Regions from separate parts of the Homo sapiens genome. Here region 2 is linked to region 1. A link is an interaction called in ENCODE POLR2A ChIA-PET data of the cell type or tissue named here. Cell type or tissue: Panc1. All regions are shown on one strand.

The links. Peaks named below come from ENCODE experiments on the same cell type or tissue, not always from the same donor. Only the 100,000 strongest peaks of a DNase experiment are listed, where the experiment ranks them.
Region 2: POLR2A ChIA-PET joins it to region 1 with 6 read pairs; 1 of 35 experiments calls an interaction of 5 or more read pairs at or near these places.

The regions. Positions count from the first base shown.
Region 1 is chr1:109,864,912-109,872,911 of GRCh38, forward strand. All of the region lies in intron 4 of LINC01768 (long intergenic non-protein coding RNA 1768), which reads left to right. Among named protein-coding and RNA genes, the nearest start is that of LINC01768, 41 kb to the left of the region's middle. RefSeq lists an enhancer at 1-507. In Panc1, no CTCF peak of the experiment used is centred here; no DNase peak of the experiment used is centred here; H3K27ac peaks cover 4,276 bases.
Region 2 is chr1:110,913,668-110,921,667 of GRCh38, forward strand. It overlaps a transcript of LRIF1 not described here. Among named protein-coding and RNA genes, the nearest start is that of CD53, 45 kb to the left of the region's middle. In Panc1, no CTCF peak of the experiment used is centred here; a DNase peak (open chromatin) is centred at 3,314; H3K4me3 peaks cover 469 bases; H3K27ac peaks cover 975 bases.

The DNA.
Region 1 (8,000 bases):
TTTGCCTCAAATAAGAAGGGAGTGGTTCAGATCCGTCTTCTCCCAGAAGGCTCCTTGTGCTCCTGTATACATTTGTCCAAATGCTTCAGCAACCAGCTCTTCATACCAAGAAATATAGAGAACAGCCTTTGTCAAGCCACACAGTAGGGAAAAAATGTCCAGTTATATCCTCTTCTCAGGATGATGGGTGCCTAGCTGCCCACATTTACGTAACTGAAGGAGACCATTCACACGATTGTTCTAAGAACAAAGACTTCCTCTAAGAAGATTGGCTGCCTCCTCTTGCTAGCTGGCAACTTTTAAGTGGCAGTTCATTGAGGCAGAAAGATGTAAAATTCCACTTTCTAGGCACTCCATTACAAATCTAGTTCACACTTGTACCATGAATTAATGTTGTTTGGAAGTCAGAGGTCGTTAAATTTACCCCATTTAGACATTCCTCCGTTTTGAAAACTGACAAACATTTCACACTTCCCTGGCTGTTGGCTCCTTTCCCAAATTTCTCAGAAATCACGGACAGTAGTTCTGCAATCACATCCCCGAGTTCCGAGGAGATTCCTCTAAAACCAGAACTCGAATGTGGCCAGATGCTTCCACCACCTCCTCATGGCTGCGCTCCACGTTCTTCTGGAATTTGCCTTTACACTTTCCGGTTTGAGAATTACTCTTCTTGAGGGAGAAAAACATTATGCATGAAAAAATTTGTCCCCTCCACTAAGTGTGGGGCCTGGATCTTCCCCATTGTTTTTCTTGCTTCAGATACTTTTCTAAAACAGGGTTTCTGGTTTCTGTCATTTGTTTAAGCCTCAGCTCATTTTACGTGTTAGTATTCCTGACCCCAGTCTTGTGGGCTGGTGCTGCTTTGGGCATTTGTTTTCGGCCCTCTGCCCCTTCCCACTGCTATACCTGCTCTTTGAAATTCTGAACTCACCGTGTATTTGAGGTGGTTCTTTAGATGACTGCTCTGGGCCCAGTTCGCCTTCCTTCTCAATGAGGTTATTAATTATTCCTTGGTCTGTTTGTGGAGCCCCTACTACATGTTGGGTACAGCACTAGGAACTACTGATATACCAGGGAACAAAAGCAGATATGGTGCTTGCTCTTACAAACTCAAAGAAAGGGGCACTGTTCAAATAATTACATAAATAAATATAAAATTACAGCTCAATAACTGTGAAGAGGCACATAGCGAAGAGTTTATAAGGAGCCTTTTTTCTTTCTTAAATCTAGTTAAAGATGCAAGAAAGGGATCACTGAGATCTAAAAGATGAGTGGGAAGGATTGACTGAGGTCAAAAAGGAAGGAAACAACTCAATTTAGAAATGAGCAAAAGATCTGAACAGGCACCTCACCAAAGTAGATAGATGGCAAGTAAGCATATGAGCAGGTGCCCAACATCATAGTCACTAGGAAATTAAAGATCAAGGGATTTTTAGGGTAGTGAAACAGTAAGGGTGGGTATCTATCATTATACATTTGTGTAAACCCATTGAATGTACAACACAAAGAATGAATCATAATGTAAGCTATGGCCTTTGGGTGATAATGATGCATCTACGTTGGTTCATCAGTTGTAGCAAATGTCCCACACTATTTCGGGATATTGAGGGTGGAGGAGGCTGTGTGTGTATGGGGATGGGGGTGGGGGTGGGACAGGGTATATGGGAACTCTTTGTGCTTTCCACTCAATTTTGCTATAAACCTGAAACTACTGTAAAAAAAAAAATAGCCTATTGATTTTAAAAAGGGTTGGGGTACAGACAGGGGGAAGAGAAGGAGCTTTCCAGGAAGAGACTTGCACATGCAAAAGCCCTGTGGCACAGGAAAATTTGGTGATTGGGACTAAAGGAAGGCCATTATGGGTAGAGTAAAGAGAGTAAGATGGAGCTTGATGAAGCTAGAGAAACAGGTGATGCCCAGACTCAGCAGGGTCTGGTAGGCTGTTAAAACTGTTTTTCTTTATCCTGGAGGTGCTAGAAAGCCAGTGAGTGGTTCTAAGGGTGGGAGGTAGGATAGGGATGATGGGATTGCAATCAGATTTATATTTCAAAATAATCACTGTGGGTATAGTGTGGAGGGTGGAGAATGCCTTGAACTCTAAAAGGTGCCAGAGTTGATATGGGGAGACCAGTTGGGAGCCCAGGTGAAAAATAAAGGTAGTCTGAAGGAGAGTGGATGATGCGGGAATGGGAAGAAGCAGCAAGACAAACTTAGGATTTAAACTGGACAGAATTTAAAGGGGGATGAAAAAGGAAACAAGGAAGAAGGTGGGGCCCAGCATGTTTCCTTGGTTCATTTGTGACTACATAATGAACATATTACTTCTTAGAAATTTCTGTCCCTCTTTAGCCATATTCTCCTTCAATATTTTTGACTCATGCAAATTTCCCAACTTGTTGAAATCTGCTCTCCTTGAGTGAGATGAACAGGTCCCTTCTGCACCATAAAGAGCTCCACAAAGCCATTACTTTCTCCCAAGCTCTAGTCACTTGTGCATCATAAACCAATATTGACATATGTTTTTAACATTAGATCCAACAAAGGAGTTCTTCTTATTTCTTCTACTTTTGGATAGTTGAGCTCATAAAGCAAATTAAACATTCTTGTGTTGTCTGCAGGATGAGTGATGGCCACGGTTATATACGAGCTTACCATGTACCAGGCACTGTTTTGAGCACATCATTAGCTCATTGAATTCTCCCAAGAACCCAATGAAGTAATACAATTATCATCCTCATTTTAGGGGGAAACAGACACAAAGGGGTTACATAACTTCATTATGTTCACACAGCCAGGATTTGAACTCTGGCTCTGGAGTCCATGCTCTTAGCCATTATTCTAATCACCCCCTCAAACATGGTCTTTCTGAAGGATTTTTCAAGCCAGTTCTGAAGAGAGAAATCTTTTTGCCTCTGGGGTCTCAAAAATGGAGGATAGAAATCTGCAGGTGTGGCCAGGCATGGTGGCTCACTCCTGTAATCCCAGCACTTTGGGAGGCTGAGGCGGGATCATGAGGTCAGGAGATCGAGACCATCCTGGCCAACATGGTGAGAGCCCGTCTCTACTAAAAAAAATTAGCTGGCCCTGGTGGTGTACATCTGTAGTCCTGGCTACTTGGGAGGCTGAGGCAGGAGAATCTCTTGAACCCGGGAGACAGAGGTTGTAGTGAGCCAAGATTGCGCCACTGCACTCCAGCTTGGCAACAGAGTGAGACTCTGTCTCAAAAAAAAAAAAAAAAGAAAAAAAAAAAAAAGAAATCTGCAGGTGCATATTGCATGGGGAAAAACAGGAAAAGAACAAAGCTGATCCTGACCCACAGGATAATCTAAAATGAGAGATGGGAAAGGATGGAGAAAAACAGAGAAATAAAAAGAGAGAGAGAAAGAGAAAGAGATTTTAAATGGCTGTGGGCCAGGCACAGTGGCTCACGCCTGTAATCCAACACTTTGGGAGGCCAAGGCAGGCGGATCAGTTGAGCTCAGGAGTTCAAGACCAGCCTGGGCAACATGGTGAAACCCTGTCTCTTTAAAAAAGGAACATAAAAATACAAAAGTTAGCCAGGCATAGTGGTGTACCCCTGTAGTCCCAGCTACTCAGGGGGCTGAGGTGGGAGGATTGCTTGAGCCCAGGAGATGGAGGTTACAGTGAGCTGAGATTACACCACCGCACTCCAGCCTGAACAACAGAGTGAGACCCTGTCTCAATCAATCAATCAATCAATCAGCCACAGAAGACCATGATGGCCAAGAAATAAAAAACAGCCAATGCCAGCAACTCTCAAGGACTGTTGGCCATTTTCCTAACAGTCAGAAGGTGAATGTCAATCTACTGGGAGGCATGAGAAAACACAGGATGGACACTTGACTCCTAAAACATAGGCCTAAAAGCCAGGTGACTGGAAGAACTTAAAGAAGACCAAGGCAGGTTCACACCTTGGCTGTGGTTCTTAATGGAGTATGTATGTAAGGTCTCCAAGGAAATGGAGGCCTTAACTCCTGACACAAGACTTACAGAATCTCTTGGAGTGGGGTTGATCCTAGGCATCTGTAGTTCTTAAAAGCTTCTTAGGTGATCCTGATAGGGGTCCTTGGTTAAGGTCTCCAGCTGATGCTTGTAAGAGATCTCCTGGGGAAGTATTTACCGGGTGCATAAGAGAGAAAAATAAAATCCCAACACAAAAGTCTACTTGAGGGTCCTGGAATTAATAGGACCTTGAAGAAGCTTGGGCCAGAGGCCTTGACTTATCTATCTGGACTCCAGGTGGGTTAACTGTGTTCCATGAGGCAGAAGTAGCCTGGCCCCATCTTGAGACAGACCAGAGAATGTGACTAGGAAAAGTGGCTCTCCCCTTAAGGAAGGCCTGGGTCTCACATGAAACTCAGGCACCTCAAAACTTCCCTTTACCAGGAGTGTGGAATTTGACCACACACATTCAGGGGCTGAACTGCAACTTCTGAACCAAGTATGGGTATTATTGGAATGAGCTAGATGGTTTGAGGAATAAATAGTTAAGATGGCATTTTGTTGGTTACCATTATGTCAACACTTGCTGCTTGAGTGTAGAATTTATGTATGTATGTATGTATGTATTTATCTTTGAGACAGAGTCTTGCTCTGTCACCAGGCTGGAGTACAGTGGCGCAATCTCAGCTCACTGCAACCTCTGCTTCCCAGGTTCAAGTGATTCCCCTGCCTCAGACTCCTGAGTAGCTGGGACTACAGACGCCCGCCACCACGCCTAGCTAATTTTTTGTATTTTTAGTAGAGACGGGGTTTCACCATGTTGGCCAGGATGGTCTCAATCTCCTGACCTCGTGATCCGCCCGCCTTGGCCTCCCAAAGTGCTGGGATTACAGGCGTGAGCCACCGTGCCTAGCCAGAATTTATTTTATCTAATAATGAAAACCCTTTCCTGTCCCTTTCCTTCTCATAGAACTGTCAGGAAAAAAATGAAAGGAGAAGACTTTGTAAGGGACTGGCAGTTCCACAGTAAATGCAATAAAACTATTTACGAAGAAAAGATAAACATGGGATTTGAGATCATGTTTGTCTCAAATAGAAACAGTGTGGAGGGGTTGTGTATGTGAGGGATGTGGAATAGGAGTGATGGTAAGGTTAGTGATGCTTTTGTTCAGAGTGTTAGCTTTGTGGGTACTCATTGCATTATCAAAATAACTAGCCAACTACTAACCAAATCAATAAATGGAAGTAGCCATGCCTGGACTAATGATAGTGGTGTGTAACGAAACAAGGATGATAATGAACACTATTCTGTGTACCTAAGGGCCAATTTAGAAATAAATAAAGAGTCAGCCTGGGCAACATAGTGAGACCCTGTCTCTACAAAAAAAATTGTTTTAATTAGTCAGGGGTAAGTGGCACATACCTGTAGTCCTAGCTACTTAGGAGGCTGAAGCAGGAGGATTGCTTGAGCCCAGGAGCTCAAGGCTGCAGTGAGCTACGATTGGGCCACTGCATTCCAGCCTGGGTGACAGAGTGAGATCGTATATCAAAAAATGAAATTAAGAAGTACATATAGAGAAAAAAATTATCTACAAAAATCCCACCACATTTTCCTTTCCAGATATTTTTGTAAATCTTTTTTTTTTTTTTTTTTTTTTTTTTGAGACAGAGTCTCTCTCTGTCACCTAGGCTGGAAGGCAGTGGCACGATCCTGGCTCACTGCAACCTCTGCCTCCCAGGTTCAAGCGATTATCCTGCCTCAGGCTCCTGAGTAGCTGGGACTACAGGCGCACACCACCACACCAGGCTAATTTTTATTTTTAGTAGAGACAGGGTTTCACCATGTTGGTCAGACTGGTCTCAAACTCCTGACCTCAGGTGATCCACCCGCCTCAGCCTCCCAAAGTGCTGGGATTACAGGGGTGAGCCACTACGCATGGCCAAATCTATTTTTCAGTAGAGTTGAGGTCATACTGTAGCTATGATTATTTTGTATTCATTTCTTAAAAGAAACTATTACATTTTATTTTTTAGAGTTGCTTTAGGTTCACAACAAATTGGTAGGTATAGATATACTCCTCTTTTTACTTAACATTAGGGCATATACACATTTTCATTTCATCAAAAGCTTCTCATAAACATACTTTTTAAACTGTCAACATAATATTTCCTTATATGAATATAATATGGTTAATTTAGCCTTACTGCCACTGGACATTAAGGTTGTTTCAAATTTTTTGTGATATAAGTAAAGTGGTGATGAACACTTTGGTGCATAACTCACCCTCCCCCATGCATTTAGCATTTTTTTAGGACAGATTATTAGAATTGTTGGCTAAGTACATATGAACATTTTAAGGCCTATTTTACCAAACAGCTAATTTGCTTTCCAGAAATTTTATGAAATTTTACAACTTTACCAAAAGAATTTGAGAGGATGTACTCACTGTACTCTTACAGTTATGGTTGAATTAATTGTTCTTCTCCCCAAAGATGTCTATGTCCTAATCTCCAGAACCTATGAATGGATTGTCTTTCATGGAAAAGGGGTATTTAGATTGCTAATCTACTGGCCTTGAGATGGGAGAGTATCCTGGATGATCTTTATGGGCCCAATGTGATCACAATGGTCCTTAAAAGTGGAAGAAGGTGTCCGAAGAGGACCAGAGAGACACCCATGTGAGAAGGACTCGGCCTTATGTTGCTGGTTTTGAAGACGGAGAAAGGGGCCACAAGCAAAGGAAAGTGGGGGGCTTCTAGAAGCTGGAAAAGGCAAGGAAACGGATTCTCCCTTATAGCCTCCAGAATGGAACACAGCCCTGCCAACCCCTTGATCTTAGTCCTGTGAGACCCCTGTTGGACTTTTGACTACAGAACTGTAAAAGAATAAATTTGTGTTGTTTTAAGTCACCAAATTTGTAGTAATTTGTTACTGCAGCAATAGAAAATAATACACCAGCTTTAGGTATTTCCATTTCATCCCAATGTTTTTTTTTTTTTTTTTTTTTGAGATGGAGTCTTGCTTTGTTGCCCAGGCTAGAGTGCAGTGGTGCACTCTCGGCTCACTGCAACCTCCACCTCCCAGGTTCAAGTGATTCTCCTGTTTCAGCCTCCTCCCAAGTAGCTGGGATTACAGGCACACACCACCACACCCAGCTAATTTTTTTTGTATTTTAGCAGAAATGGGGTTTCACCATGTTGGCCAGGCTGGTCTCAAACTCCTGACCTCAAGTGATCTGCCTGCCTCGGCCTCCCAAAGTGCTGGGATTACAGGCATGAGCCACTGCATCCGGCCATTTCATCCCAATGGTATTTGTCATTTTAATATGCATTTTTAAAATTTTTGGGTAGAACAATTCTACTGTTCTGTTCTGTCACATTTTATTGTTTAGAAAATACCCTTCTTCTGGGAAATGCTCCTTCACCTCCTTTTAAACATGTGGTCCAAAATAGAGCTGAATAACTGAGCCAAACTAAGCCATTCAGAGTCTGTCTTAGTGATTTAAAATGTTATGATTAGAGAAAACAAGCCTCATCCTTCTCTGTTGGTGAGTCACAGCAGCCGCCAGAGGCATTCTCCTGCCATCTGCACCAACCCTCTGTGAGAGAATGACACTGATGTGCAGAGAGAACAAGGATGAGGAGTGGAGAGAGTCTCTGTGATCACCTTTGGTCACTGGAGCCAGTTGCACTCTGCTCTTCTCCCAGCCACATGATCCTTCCAACAAATGTTTCTTTGGCCAAAATTAGTTTGAGCTGTGTTTCTGTCACTTACTACTTAATGAGTCTTAGTGCAGAAAATGGAACTTGAACTAGGATGTGGAAATTGACAAGCTCCAAATGGCTGAATTAAGGTTGGTTAGTGAAAGCGGGTAGCTGAGAGCATCCCCAGATCCTAGGCTGGGAAAAATCGCATTCCCTAATTGTATCAAGGGGTTAGACCACTTTCCAGTGTTTCTTGGGACTCAGACCATGTGCTATGCAGGCTTATGCTTTAGGAGACCTGGTATGAAAATACCAGAATAATAGAATGTGTT
Region 2 (8,000 bases), 1.0 Mb after region 1:
AGGGAACACTTAGACACTGCTGGTGAGAATGTACATTAGTTTAGCCACTGTGGAAAGCAGTTTACAGACTTCTCAAAATACTTAACACAGAAGTACCATTCGACCCAGCAATCCTATTACTGGGTATATACCCAAAATAATATAAATTGTTCTACCAAAAAGACACACACACTTGTATGTTCATTGCAGCACTATTCACAATAGCAAAGACATGGAATCAACCTGGATGCCCATCAACAGTGGACTAGATAAAGAAAATGTGGTACTTATACACTATGGAATACAACACAACCATAAAAAAGAACAAAATTATGTCCTTTGCAGCGACATGGATGCTTCTGGAGTCCATTATCCTAAGCAGACTTGCTTAGGATAATGCAGAAACAGAAAACAAAATATTGCATGTTCTCACTTCTTTTATGGGAGCTAATCATTAAGTACACATGGACACAGAGAGGAACAACAGACACCGTGGTTACTTGAGGGTGAAGGGTTACTTGAAGGAAGGTGAGGATCAAAAAAATGCCTAGTGAGTACTATGCTCACTCCCTGGGTGACAAAATTGTTTGTACATCAAACCCCAGCAACACACAATTTACCCATGTAACAAACCTGCGCATGTATCCCCTGAACCTAAAATAAAAGTTGAGAAAGAAAAAAAGGGACAACTCCTACAAATAAATGAGAAAAAGACAGATAATCCAAAAGGAAAAGTGGCAAAAGGCATGAAGAATCAATTCAAAGAAGAGGAAATCTAAACAGCTAATAAATATGTAAAACTGATTAAACTCATCAGCCACTGGGATAATGCAAACAAAAACCACAATAAAATACTGATTAGATTGGGAGGCTAAGGTGGGTGGATCATCTGAGGTCAGGAGCTTGAGACCAGCCTGACCAACGTGGTGAAACCCCGTCTCTACAAAAATCGTAAAATTAGCTGGGTGTGGTGGCAGGCACCTGTAATCCCAGTTACTCAGGAGGCTGAGGCAGGAGAATCACTTGAACCCAGGAGGCAGAGGTTGCAGTGAGTCGAGATCACACCATTGCACTCCAGCCTGGGTGACACAGCCAGAATCCGTCTCTAAAAAAATACTGATCAGATTAGAAAAATAATTAAAAGATCAGATATATAAATAATACAGATCTTACCAAGGATATGGAGCCTCAGGAAACCTGATTAACTGCTGGTGGAAATGTTTCATGGTACAACAATGTTTCACCACAGTATGTCATTACATAGTAGAATTGAAGATATGACCCAACAATTCCATTCCTAAGTATATACTCAACATAAATGCATGTTTATGTGCACCAAAAGAAAGTATAAGAATGTCAGTAGCAGCATTATTTTTAACTACCCGTGACTAGAAATCATCCACATTATCATAAACTTACAATGGGCAAATAAATTATGGTACAGCCACGTAAGGAATTATAGTACATAGTAAAAATAAGCTACAAATATTTCTAACAACATAGATGAATCCTACAAATAAAATATTAAACAATAAAAAGGCTATAAAATAAATTTACGGCCGGGCGCGGTGGCTCAAGCCTGTAATCCCAGCACTTTGGGAGGCCGAGGCGGGCGGATCACGAGGTCAGGAGATCGAGACCATCCTGGCTAACACGGTGAAACCCCATCTCTACTAAATATAGAAAAAAACATTAGCCGGGCGCGGTGGCAGGCGCCTGTAGTCCCAGCTATTCGGGAGGCTGAGGCAGGAGAATGGGGTGAACCCGGGAGGCGGAGTTTGCAGTGAGCCGAGATAGCGCCAATGCACTCCAGCCTGGGCGACAGAGCGAGACTCCGTCTCAAAAAATAAATAAATAAATAAATAAATAAATTTACTTACTATGTTCAAAAATGTACAAAACCGTATTATTTAGGGATACCCTCACCAACAGCAAAAGCACAAAGTAAAGGAAGAAAGTCACTATCATAAAGTCAGAACAGTGACTATCCATGGAGGAGGAGAACAAGTGGTGATTGTGAAGGAATATGCAGGAAACTCTTGGGATGCCAGTAATGTTTCATTCTTGATCCGGGTGTTATACACAAGGCCAGTGTTTCTTTTATCACTACTTGTTCAAATGCTATTTATGTCTTATTCATTTTTTAGATATTATGTCACACAAGGGTAAAAAATTTAAAAAATAATAAAAGCTGTGAGAACAAAAAGACAAATTAACTTTTAAAAAGCAACAGATTGTCAACTGTCTTCTCAACAGCTAGTAGTAGATGCCTGACTGACAACAGCACATCTTTGATGACTGTTGCCTATCTTCGATGTGGTAGGAGAAAATAAATGTCAATGTAACATTTTACACGTGGTGGAAAATATCTTTTAGCATGTATGTGAAATGTAGACCTTCAAAAAAACAAAAACTGAATGTGTTTATCAAGAGCAGGTAAAGGAATTTCCTTTACTCACTAAAAGAAATTCTAAAATATGTACTTTAGGCAGAAAGTGATCCCAGATGAAAAGTCTGAAACCAGAAAAAAATGAAGAGCCTGGTAAAATGATAAATATATAAATAATCTAAATATATTTTGACTTTATAAACAACAATAATAATATCTTGCAAAGTTAAGAGTATTGTAGACACAGGAAAGGTGGCAAATGAAGTTAAAGTGCTTAAATGTAATTTTATTGCTGGAAAGAAGATGAACATATTGATTAATTTTAGACTTGTAGGGTCGAATAACACATTACATCAACTAATATTAAATATGTGTGGTTACATGAACTAATCAGTAAATGCAGAGAAACAACATATAAAACTCAAAAATGATAAAAAGTAAAACCTAATTCGGTCAAAGTAATATAAAATGATACCAAAAAAGAAATATTGAAAAGATTGGAAAATAGAAAGCAATAAAAATAAGAAGAGTCAACACTAACATCTTAGTAATTATAAGTAATGTAAATATTCTAAATGTACAAATAAAAAAGACAAAACTTGCCCCAAACTGTCTGTTTAAAAAATAAATTCCAATATATGCTCTTTATAAGAGATACTCTAAAACATAAAGATACTGAAATTGAAAGTGAATAGTTGGAAAAATATGTCTTGCAGGCACTAACCAAATAAAAGCCAATGAAGCTGTATTAGATAGACCTCAAGGCAAACAGCATTTATAGAAATAAAGAGGGTCACTTTATAATGAGAAAACTGTCAACTCATAAGGAAAAAAATAAAACTTCAAATTTGTAAACTCCTGCTGTGACTTTGTCCAACTTGTCTAAACTAAATTATGTTTCCTGCTTAGGGTGTGCCACAAGACATATTTTCACATGAGATTTGGAGGATGATAGTGAAACTGCAGTCATGTTTTTTACACTAGCGAGTTCAGGGCAGAGTCACCATATTTGCTGACTCACCTTGTGGGTGTGGGCAGCAGCCAGTCTAGCAATTGTTTCCCCTTCTCCTGGATCCTCCTTCAGGTTCTCCTACTCCTGAGCCAGAGTTATGTTTAGCATCAGGACAAAGTTTCTCCTGCAGGACACCTACATTATCCATTATTGGAGCAGTGAGAACTGACAGGGGCTCGTGTGTCCTCATAGATTCCAACTTACATTAGTTGGTTCCTACTTGTTGCCACTCTCTCCCAATTTACATCCATCTTTCCTTCCCAATTGCTTACCCTGCAGACTTCCAGCTCTAACATCAGACAGGAAGACAATGTCTTTTCAGAGATTGTTTAACCAGCTCCCAAAATTGTGTAAGTAAAATTTATGTAACAAGTTATGTGTGTATTTGTATATTCAAGTGCATGTGAAACATCTGCAGAAACTGACCACAATTAGGGGCATAGGGTAATTTGTACCACAATCTCTGTCTTCAACTCATTTATTTAAAATATTTACTCAAAGTTTATGATATGCCAGGAATTTGGGTGCTTGACATATATCAATGCACATAACAAAAATCCCTGCCCTTAAGGAGCTTATTTTTTTTGTTTTTTTGTTTTTGTTTTTTTTTTTTGGAGAGAGGTCAACATAAAAAAATAGCTGTAGTAAACAGTTAAACTGTATAGTATGTTATAAAGTTATATGTGCTATGGAAAAAAATTAGATCAGCTAAGGGGTGATATAGGTAAGGGACTGGGATTAGTTTGAGATCTATAACTTGCAAAGAACAATATGAGAGAGGAAAATTATAGCACCATCTTATTCATAACATACAAATCCTAAACAAAATCCTAACAGAATTTGTTCAGCAACATATAAATGGTGTTTTATGCTCAAATAATTTTGTCTCAGAAATTAAAAACATTAGTTTTAAAATCATTAAATGTGATTTAATTCATTGATAGATTAAATATGTAAGATTATCTTAATATATCAAAATGCACTGAATGAAATTTAAAATTAAAAACTTTTAACAAAATTACTTTAAAAATTGACTTTCTTAAATTTATAAAAGGTATCTAAAAACACCTACCTCCCCTCCACTACACAAACATAAATACACACACATACAAAACCAAAAGAAATCCTAAACTCTGCAACAAACACCTTGCTTAATGATGAGGTGCCGAACATTCCCTTTGAGACTGATGTCAAGATAAGATTGTGTGCTGTCACTAATACTCAGCACTGTCCTGAAGATCAGGACTGTGTAGTAAGACAGGAACAAAAAATAAGAATGGAAAGGGAGAAATAATATTGTTATTACTCATAGATGATAATGATTTTATTTTATAGTCAATCCATTATTACTAATAGACAAAACATTTAAAAATGTATCATAGTTGATAAAGATATATCAAATCCAAAGATTAATTAAACGTTATGTATAAATGACAAAGAATTATAAAATGAAAGAAAAAAACTCAGGAGATTTAGTTTTCTGATAATTGTGATGAGGTTATTTGGATATACTATCTCACTGAAAATAATAGAAATGAGGGATAAAATATTTGTAAAATCACCTTAGAAGAATGGACAACTTGAAGAGACAGTGAGAAAACTCCAAGGCCAATTTTATGAGAAAGATAGGCAAAACATCAGCACCCAAAAATGTATTGAGCATTTAGAGACCTCACACACTTGGGCTTTGGTTCAGAGTCTTCATGGTACAGAAGTCAGAGGAAGAACTTCCCCAGGCAAGGAGTCTTACAGGAGATCTTCTCCACACATTACACTGGACACTAAAGAACTACACACTCAGATTAAGAGCCAACCAGAAGAAAAACCACTCCCTCCACCCAGTTGGAAGGAGTTTCTCTGCCAGCAAACAGAGCATAATATTTAGGGAATATAAAACTGGACATAAGAAGTGGGGGCCACGGCCTGGCCCTCCAGTTTACACCTGAGTTAGACATAGCTTAGGTCAGCCAAAAAATTGCTGGCTATACATTTACTTTGAGGTGGTTTCTTATGAGTGGTACCTACAAGTACCTGACAAAGTAAATGGCACAACAGAGTGAAACTAGAAAACCAAAGTCAATGAGAAAAATCCTTAAAACATCTGTGATGGTTAATACTGAGTGTCAACTTGATTGGATTGAAGGATGCAAAGTATTGTTCCTGGGTGTGTCTGTGAGGGTGTTGCCAAAGGAGATTAACACTTGAGTCACTGGGCTGGGGAAGGCAGACCCACCTTTAATCTGGTGGGCACAATCTAATCAGCTGCCAGCGAATATAAAGCTGGCAGAAAAACTCGAAAAGGTGTGACTGGCCTAGTCTTCCAGCCTGCATCTTTCTCCTGTGCTGGATGCTTCCTGCCCTCAAACATCGGACTCCTAGTTCTTCAGTTTTGAAGTTTGGACTCTCTTGCTCCTCAAGCTTGCAGACAGCCTATTGTGGGAACTTGTGATCGTGTAAGTTAATACTTATTAAACTCCCCTTTATATCTATCTATCTATCCTATTAGTTCCGTCCCTCTAGGGAACCCTAACTAATACAACCTCCAAACAAAAAAAAGATTATCTTCCAAAAAGTGGTAAATTGGCTAAACTTTTCTGGAGGCTAAAATCAGTAGTATGATAACTTCAAAGCTAAAGAAAAATAACTGCCAAATTAGAATTCTATGCTCAATGAAAATGTCTTTCAAAATGAAAATAATAAAAAGAGAATTAGAAGGCAAGCCACAGACTAGGAGAAAATATTTGCAGGCACATCTGACAAAGGGTCGTTATCCAAAATAACCCAAGAACTCTTAAAACTGAACAATAAGAAAATGAGCCACCTAATTAAAACTTAGGCAAAAGATCTGAACAGGCATCTCATCAAAGAAGATATACAGATGACAAATAAACATATAAAAAGATGTTCAACATCATATGTCATTAGGAAATTGCAAACTAAGACAATGAGATATAATACATATCCAATAGAATGGCCCAAATCCAAAATGCAGACACCATCAAATGCTTGGAGGATGTGAAACAACCAGAAGTCTCTCATTCACTAGTGGCTGGTGGTAATAAAAAAGTACACCCACTTTGGAATATAGTCTTGCAAAACTGAGCATGCTCTTACCGCATGATCCAGCAATCATGCTCTCTTTGGTGTTTACCCAAAAGAATTGAAAACCTATGTTCATACAGAAACCTGCATATAGATGTTTATAACAACTTTATTAATAATTGCCAAAACTTGAGAGCAACTAAGACATACTTCAGTAGATGAATGGACAAACTGTGGTACATCCAGACAATAGAATATTATTCAATGCTAAAAAAAATTACCAAGCTACAAAAAGACATGAAGGAACCCTAAATGCATATTACTAAGTGAAATAAGCCAATGTGAAGGCTACCTAATGTATGATTCCAGCTATGAGACATTCTGGAAAAGGCAAAACAATGGTGACAATAAAAGGATCAGTAGTTACCAGGGGTTAAGTGGGGAGGGAGAAATAAATAGGCAGAGCACAGAGGATTTTTTATGGCAGTGAGATTATTTCTTATAATACTACAATGGTAGATACGTGTCATTATAACATTTGTCAAAACCCATAGAACGTACAACACCAAAAGTGAATCTTAAACTCTGGACTTTGGGGTGATAACGATGTGTTAGTGCAAATTCATTGATTGTAACAAATACACCACTATGATGGGGGCTGTCGATAGTGGAAGAAGCGGTACATGCGGTGGGGAAAAGGCATATATAGAAAATTCGTACTTTCCACTCCGTTTTGCTGTGAACCTAAAACTGCTCTAATAAATAAAGTGTATTAATTTAAAAGGTTGAAGTGAAATAAAAACAATTTGAGACAAGTGGGAGAATTTACGACCAGCAAAATCTAGTTAGGAGAAATTCTAAAAGATATACTTCAGGCAAAGGGAAAGTGGTCCTAGGGAGAATGTCTAAGATGCAAGAATAAATGAAGAGAGGGAAAAAAGTGGGCAAGTACAAATGAACATGACTTTCCAAAACCAGAATCATGTTTATGAAGTTTAAAATATACTTAAAAGGTCTACTCAAATTCCCAGACAATAACATTTGAATTGTGAGGTGTGTATATGAAGTTAAAGTGTTCTAAAAGCTTTGTATCATCTGGTAGGTGAGTAAAGGTTTTAATTAAGTTACGAATTTGGTAGTTAAGTGTTCATGTTTTCAATGCTTGGGTTACCAGTGAAGTGCAGAAATAGTATGAATAACTTCTAAACTAATAGAAAAAAAATGAAATGATTAAAAAGGAAAACATATTCAGTCAAAAAATATCAAGAAAGGACTTTTCTGTTGGGACTAATAAACAATAAAAAATAAAATGGAAATGTGAATCCAAATATTTCAATGGAAACACCAAATGTAAAACAATTAAAGGTCCAACTTTTTTAAAAATCATAAAATTGAATAAAAACAAAATTTAACTAATACAACAAAAAAGCATTATTAAAATCAGGCAAAATAATAGTTTAAGGAAAATAACATTATTATAAGTGAAAGACCACTTCAAGTCACCAAAATAATAGCAATTTAAAAAATGTTATATGTCAAATTATATAGTCTCAAAATTTATAAAGGCAATGACTGACA